Linked DNA regions of Homo sapiens: region 1 is linked to region 2. A link is a contact called in ENCODE Hi-C or POLR2A ChIA-PET data. All regions are on one chromosome and are shown on one strand. Each heading gives the region's core, a stretch centred on a gene start or an enhancer-like site at or near the end of the contact. The rest is flanking DNA. Distances are from core to core; before and after follow the strand shown.

The links. A loop is a pair of places that touch in the nucleus more often than their neighbours do. ChIA-PET counts read pairs that join two places held with the same protein, here RNA polymerase II (POLR2A). Pooled maps may share reads with other maps.
Region 1: a pooled map shows a loop between it and region 2 (1.9-fold over the local background). The contact joins two enhancer-like sites. A Hi-C loop is called at or near these places in 1 of 50 pooled maps. POLR2A ChIA-PET finds 5 or more read pairs at or near these places in 3 of 52 experiments (AG04450, Caco-2 and OCI-LY7).

The regions. Positions count from the first base shown.
Region 1 is chr20:34,620,241-34,623,900 of GRCh38, forward strand. The region is part of intron 6 of PIGU (phosphatidylinositol glycan anchor biosynthesis class U); the gene reads right to left. Among named protein-coding and RNA genes, the nearest start is that of PIGU, 55 kb to the right of the region's middle. Within about 2 kb of position 1,636, at least 4 of the 41 ENCODE cell types and tissues checked have a DNase peak (open chromatin) inside an H3K27ac peak, as active enhancers do.
Region 2 is chr20:34,474,414-34,478,038 of GRCh38, forward strand. It overlaps ITCH (itchy E3 ubiquitin protein ligase), which reads left to right. Exons shown (of 25, transcript NM_031483.7): 17 at 3,359-3,447. It also overlaps the pseudogene FDX1P1. Among named protein-coding and RNA genes, the nearest start is that of MIR644A, 9.9 kb to the left of the region's middle. RefSeq lists an enhancer at 1-619. Within about 2 kb of position 1,983, at least 3 of the 41 ENCODE cell types and tissues checked have a DNase peak (open chromatin) inside an H3K27ac peak, as active enhancers do.

The DNA.
Region 1 (3,660 bases), core at 386-2,885, 150 kb after region 2:
CCACACACGCCCTGTCCTCCAGCTACACTGGACTATTCCCAATTTCTGAAAACATCATGCTGTTTCATTCTTCTGTGTCTGTTCTTAGGCTATTCCTTCTGCCCAAGCCATCCTTCTCTGCCCGCTTTCTAGTAGAAAGCATTCGTTTGATAGCCAGGTGAAAGGTCACTTTGTCTATGAGCCCAAGCAAAGGTGGTAACAACCGTTGATTATAGTTGACATTTATGGATCACTTGCTAGGTGCCAGGCACTGTACTGTATCCTCTGCATCAAGAACAGTTCCTGACTTGGACAGGCGCGGTGGCTCATGCCTGTAATCCCAGCACTTTGGGAGGCTGAGGCGGGCGGATCACGAGGTCGGGAGATCGAGACCATCCTGACTAACACGGTGAAACCCTGTTTCTACTAAAAATACAAAAAATTAGCCGGGCATGGTGGTGGGAGCCTATAGTCCCAGCTACTCGGGAGGCTGAGGCAGGAGAATGGCGTGAACCCGGGAGGCAGAGCTTGCAGTGAGCCGAGATCGCGCCACTGCACGCGACACAGCAAGACTCCACCTAAAAAAAAACAAAAAAAAAACAAAAAAAAAAAAACAAAAAAAACAGTTCCTGACTCAAAAAGGTCCTCAGGAAACATCACAACAGCCCTGTGAAAGCTCTATTTCTGCTTCTTAGAACAGCTTTACTGAGATAAAAACCACACATTCTACCCATTTTACAGGTCAAGAAATCAAGACAGAAACAGAAAGCTTCAGTAATGTGACCAAAACCACATAGCTGACTCCGGTACCCACTCTTAATCCCTGTGTTAATAAGCCTAATACTGATGCTATCTTATAATAATCTGCATATGTTTCTCTCTCTCCCCATTTCTCTGTGAGTTTCTCAAGGGCAACACATTTATCTTAACTTTGGCTCTCCAGCACCTAGTACAGTTCCTGGCACATGTGATAAATGAACAAATGAAGAAATGAATGAATGAATATCATTCAGCAATACATATGAAATCCTTTTTAAAAATATGAGAATATTAAAGGAAACCAATGTTCTTGAGGAAGAAAAACTTATGAAGTGTAATACACAGAGTCATGAACACAGGCAAAGCACAAAATAAATCTAACTCAAATAAAGCAGAGCCTGAAGAATAGTGGTTGAGGGTTTGTTGTGGCAGAGGGCTGGCACAGAGAATGCTCTCTGTGGAGTAAACTATTGCATGGCTGAGGCCTGCAGTCTGGGGGCAGAAACACAGTGCTGCAACAGTCAGTAGGTTGGTGTGTGGGAAGTCTGAGTGTGGGATGCTGGGACAGGTGTGGACAGGGCGGACGCACAGCCGGAGCAAAAGTGAGGGTGAGTATGGAGGCAGGCAGGAGACTCAGAAAGGGCTATGTGTTTTGAAAAAAGCTTGAAGGGGTAAAAAGGAGTTAGGAAGGCAGAGGAGGAATGATATGTGCTTGGGGCAGAGTCAGAGAAGATCAAGGAAAGTGAGAAGTGACTTCAAATATTTTAAACAAACTGTGCAATAAGCAAACATTTCTGGAGTTTGCTCTATACGAAGAGTGTGATGGGTGCCAGGAAACCTGGTGACTCAGATAGTCTCTGTCCTCAGGGAGCTCCCAGTAAACAATTACAAAATACAGGAGGAAAGTACAAAGGAAGCAGACCTAGCCCATCAGGGGAAGCTGACACCTGAGTTTTGAACAATGAGTAGGTGAGGCTGGGCAGTCCAAGGCTGTGCACAGGTTGGAGGGCAAGAGAGAATGGTGTGCTGGGGTGGGGCTGTGTGTACTGTAATTAGCTCAATATAGCCAAAACAGGGCAAGAGCTGGGAGGAGTGACAGGAAAGAGAACACAAAAGGGGCTCCCGTGGATGCTGGTACCACTCTTCCTTAATCTGGGTGCTGGTTACTCAACGTTTCGTGAAAATTCACGTATCTGTACACTAATGAGTTATACATTTTTCCGTATATATGTCATACTTCAATAAAAAGTTACAATCCGGCTGGGCGTGGTGGCTCACCCCTGTAATCTCAGCACTTTGGGAGGCCGAGGAGGGTGGATCACAAGGTCAGGAGTTCGAGACCAGCCTGGCCAATATGGTGAAGCCCCATCTCTACTAAAAATACAAAAATTAGCCGGATGTGGTGGCGGGCGCATGTAGTCCCAGCTATTCGGGAGGCTGAGGCAGGAGAATCTCTTGAACCTGAGAGGTGGAGGTTGCAGTGAGCCGAGATCACGCCACTGCACTCCAGCCTGGGAGACACAGCAAGAGTCCGTCTCAAAAAAAACAAAAACAAAAAAAAAGTTACAATCCAAAAAGTCTCAGCAAGCAGGTAGGAGTCAGATCACGGAGGGCTAAGCTTGCACAGTCATCCAAAAACATCTACCTACAGGCCCAGACAGGATACCTGAAATCATGTCTGAAATGGCAGCCTCATGTGGGCAAGAGCTAGGGCATCACGCTGGCCTAACCAGAAGGAACTGTGCCAAGAGGACTAAGAGTTTTACCCCAAAATGATATAACCTACCATTTGCTAGGGCAGCCCAGATGCACAGGCACTAGGCTTTCTATATAAGCCTTGATATTTAGCCTTATCCTAGGGATATTAGAGTAAATCAGTCAAATGTGTATGTACATTGGCTGTAGTATCAGGAAATTTCATTATCTACTCAATCTAGCTTTGAATATGTTATGTTTTCTAACTCTCTATTTGTGTCAGGGTGGGGGCCAAAAGCCTCAGCAAGACCGGGGGTAATACTTTGCCTCCAGGGACTGCACCTCACAGCGATCTGGGCCTGGGTGGGTGGCACAGCTACAGGAGTGAGCAGGAATGTAATGAGGTGGGGCCATGGGGACTGGTTCAGGACAGGGACTTCAAGTGGAGTAATCAGAGAATAAAGAGATTGGGTCACAGGTGATGATCTATACCAAGACAGGCAGAAACGCACTGGAATGTAGTCAAAAGGGCTCAGGTCCCACAGGACTATCAGAAAAGGAAGTTGCACCAGGGTGTGGGGCAACAAGTGAGACTGCCCAGGAGGAGGAGGAGATCCTGGGGGCAGGGCCAATGTATTACATTCCTTGCCAAGTGTGTTCTTTTAACGGGGCAGCCTCTCTCAGAGCAATCCGTACATATCAGTGATAACGATGATAATTTATTGAGCACTTACTCTGTTCCAGCCATGACTGTAAGCACTTTACTTGCCTTAAGCCATTTAGTCTTCTCAATAATTCCATGAAGTGGGTACAATTACTGTCCCCATTTTACAGATAATGAAACTGAAAGACAGAGAAGTTATTTGTCTGGGGTCACGAAACTAGTGAATGAGAGCAATAGGATTTAAACCAAATGGTTTTACTTCAGACCCCATGTTCTGACTGCATCACTGGGCCACCCTCTTGATCTCAATCAAGCACCATAAAAATAACAATAGGCAGAGCAACTAGTTATTGAGTGGATTCTGCTAAGGAAGCACGCTAAGCATTTTATATTTCTTATTTATTCCTCCACTATCTCTAGGAGGTAGATATTCTGGGATCAAACTGAGGCTCTTGAGGCTGCATGATTTGCTCAAGGCTACAGAGCTGGTAATTAGAATAAGCAGGCTTTGAAGTTGGGTTGACCTGACAAAAACTGAGTCCTTGAGTCCTCTATGACTCCTT
Region 2 (3,625 bases), core at 733-3,232:
CACCGCCCTTAATCCATTTAACCATGAGTGGACGCAGCACATGTTTCAGAGAGCACAGGGTTGGGGGTAAGGTCACAGATCAACAGGATCCCAAGGCAGAAGAATTATTCTTAGTACAGAACAAAATGAAAAGTCTCCCATGTATACTTCTTTCTGCACAGACACGGCAACCATCCGATTTCTCAATCCTTTACCCACCCTTCCCCGCTTTCTATTCCACAAAACCGCCATTGTCATCATGGCCCGTTCTCAATGAGCTGTTGGGTACACCTCCCAGACGGGGTGGTGGCCTGGCAGAGGGGCTCCTCACTTCCCAGTAGGGGCGGCCGGGCAGAGGCACCCCGCACCTCCAGGACAGGGCGGCTGGCCGGGCGGGGGGGCTGACCCCCCCACCTCCCTCCCGGACAGGGTGGCTGCCGGGTGGAGACGCTCCTCACTTCCCAGACGGGGCGGCTGCCGGGCGGAGGGGCTCCTCACTTCTCAGACGGGGCGGTTGCCAGGCAGAGGGTCTCCTCACTTCTCAGACGGGGTGGCTGGGCAGAGATGCTCCTCACCTCCCAGACGGGGTCGCGGCTGGGCAGAGGCGCTCCTCACATCCCAGACGGGGCGGCGGGGCAGAGGCGCTCCCCACATCCCAGACCATGGGCGGCCGGGCAGAGACGCTCCTCACTTCCTAGATGTGATGGCGGCCGGGAAGAGGCGCTCCTCACTCCTAGATGGGATGGCGGCCGGGCAGAGACGCTCCTCACTTTCCAGACTGGGCAGCCAGGCAGAGGGGCTCCTCACATCCCAGACGATGGGCGGCCAGGCAGAGATGCTCCTCACTTCCCAGACGTGGTGGCGGCCGGGCAGAGGCTGCAATCTCGGCACTTTGGGAGGCCAAGGCAGGCGGCTGGGAGGTGGAGGTTGTAGCTAGCCGAGATCACGCCACTGCACTCCAGCCTGGGCACCATTGAGCACTGAGTGAACGAGACTCCGTCTGCAATCCCGGCACCTCGGGAGGCCAAGGCTGGCGGATCACTCGCGGTTAGGAGCTGGAGACCGGCCCGGCCAACACATCGAAATCCCGTCTCCACCAAAAAAATACGAAAACCAGTCAGGCGTGGCGGCGCGTGCCTGCAATCGTAGGCACTGGGCAGGCTGAGGCAGGAGAATCAGGCAGGGAGGTTGCAGTGAGCCGAGATGGCAGCAGTACAGTCCAGCTTCGGCTCGGCATCAGAGGGAGACCGTGGAAAGAGAGGGAGAGCGAGACCGTGGGGAGAGGGAGACGGGAGAGGCAGAGGCAGGGGCAGGGGCAGGGGCAGGGGCAGGGGCAGGCAGAGGCAGGCAGAGGCAGAGGCAGAGCTGCATACTTTCAAGAATGACAAAATTTAGTAGTTATACAAGGTGAATTAAAATAGTAAAGCTAGTCATAATACAGAATCCACTCATCCATGTACTCATTTTATCACTTAAATAATAATTATAAAAATAGGTAAAATTCCATGAAAATATTCCTATTTGTTCTAGTTCAGGAGGTCTTGCCCACATCAATGGATTGTCTGGCATCAGCCACTGTTTCAGGCACTCGAACAGTCATATTGTCCATAGATTTTGTCAAACAGATTTGGCAGCCCAACTGTGATCTGTTAGTCCATATGCCAGATCGAGCATGTGATTCTCCTCATCAGTGATTGCATCTAACTTCTCATATATGTGATCTTCAAAGATGAGATGACAGGTTAAACAAGCCAGAGTTCCCTCACATGCACCAAAGCCATCAATATCTGGATTATTTTCAACCACAACGTCTAGCAGAGAATCACCAACTTTTCCTTTGGTTGTTAATGTTTCACCATCACAGTTTATAAAGTGGACTGTCACTTTATCTTCTGAGCTGCTCCGCGCCCCTGCCGACACGCTCAGCGGCCGGCTCGCCTCCGCGCTCCGGCCCGGTCCCCGGCTCCTCAGCAGGCCGCTGGCTCCAGCGCGGGACCCGGCGTGGTGCAGCCACCGGCCGGCCGGGTCGCCGAGGACCGCAGAAGCGGCGCGCAGCAGCCGGGCGCCCCCAGCGGCAGCCATCGCCCGCGGTCGGGAACTCAAAAGGAATTATTTAAAGATAGTTTTAACCTTGTGACATTTCTCATTTGCGTTGCTGTATACCTAGCCTATACTATTTGTAGAATACTTGGCATAAACGTACATATGTCATAAGCATTGAAGTTTTTTGTTACATCTGGGATTTTCTGGCTTGAGTGGGATGTGAATTCATAAATGTGATGGTTTTGTGGGGGAACTGAGAGAACTTGGCATAAACAGGTATACTTACTGATCCTCTCTGGATATTTAAGTGTGGTAATTCATTCTTATCACTCAATAAAGTATAGGCATTATATCAACTTCTCCCTTTCCATGTTCTTCTGTATTTTTTTGTAAGAGTAATTGATATATGCAGTGCTATACACACACAATTTTGGTCAAATAATTTGTTTTACGTGGCAGGAAACCAAATGACCTATTGATTGTAGCTCAGTAATGTACTGTCCTTCAAATATGAAGATGATCCTATTAACCACCTATAGTGGGACACAAAATTTGAGTAGTTTTTGTAGGTAGTTATCGGTTGCCGCTGAGAATGAGTTTCCAAAGTTAACTGGGTCTCTCTGCAGCTACTGGTTTTCATTTCTCGGTTAGCCAGTTAGCTGTTACGTGTACCTTTGGCTATGAGTCAAAACCAAACCTAATAACCAAACCACAAAAACCCCACCCAACCTCTGACCATGCCCATCTATGTTCTAAGTAATTGATACAGGCAACATTATAAGTCAATAGTAGCATCATTAAAAATAAAATCACGGCCGGGCATGATGGCTCACGTCTGTAATCCCAGCACTTTGGGAGGCCAAGGCCGGTGGATCACCTGAGGTCAGGAGTTTGAGACCAGCCTGGCCAACATGGCAAAACCCCGTCTCTACTAAAAATACAAAATTAGCCGGGCGTGGTGGCGCACACCTGTAGTTCCAGCTACTTGGGAGGCTAAGGCAAGAGAATCGCTTGAACCTGGGAGGTGGAGGTGTGGTAAGCCGAGATTGTGCCATTGCACTCCAGCCTGGGCAACGAGGGAGAGACTGTCTAAAAGTAAATAAATAAATAAAATCACGTGTATAAGGTATATAAAAATATAGATGTATATAATAAAATATTATTAAACGTTACTATAATGTATTTTCTGTATGTGTGGTTTTGACTAGACCATGAACACCTTTCTGTGTCATGGGAGATTTCAGTTACCTATAACGAAGGAGATGTCAAACCTAGAAGTGGTAGACAGTGTTTCAATAGCTTTTTTCACCAATTATTTTACTTTATTTTTTTTTAGATAATGAGCTTCAGTCCCCAAGATCTGCGAAGACGTTTGTGGGTGATTTTTCCAGGAGAAGAAGGTTTAGATTATGGAGGTGTAGCAAGGTAGTGATAATATGAATACTCAGAACTTAGTTCCTTTCCTCCAAAGGTACCATTGCACTTCGCTTGCAAGTATTATTTTCTCAATCTTATATTTTAGGAAAATGAAATATGTCAAATTATTATACCTTTATTATGCTGTAGCTACAGAATTTCAAAAAACATTTAATTCAGCACTTTC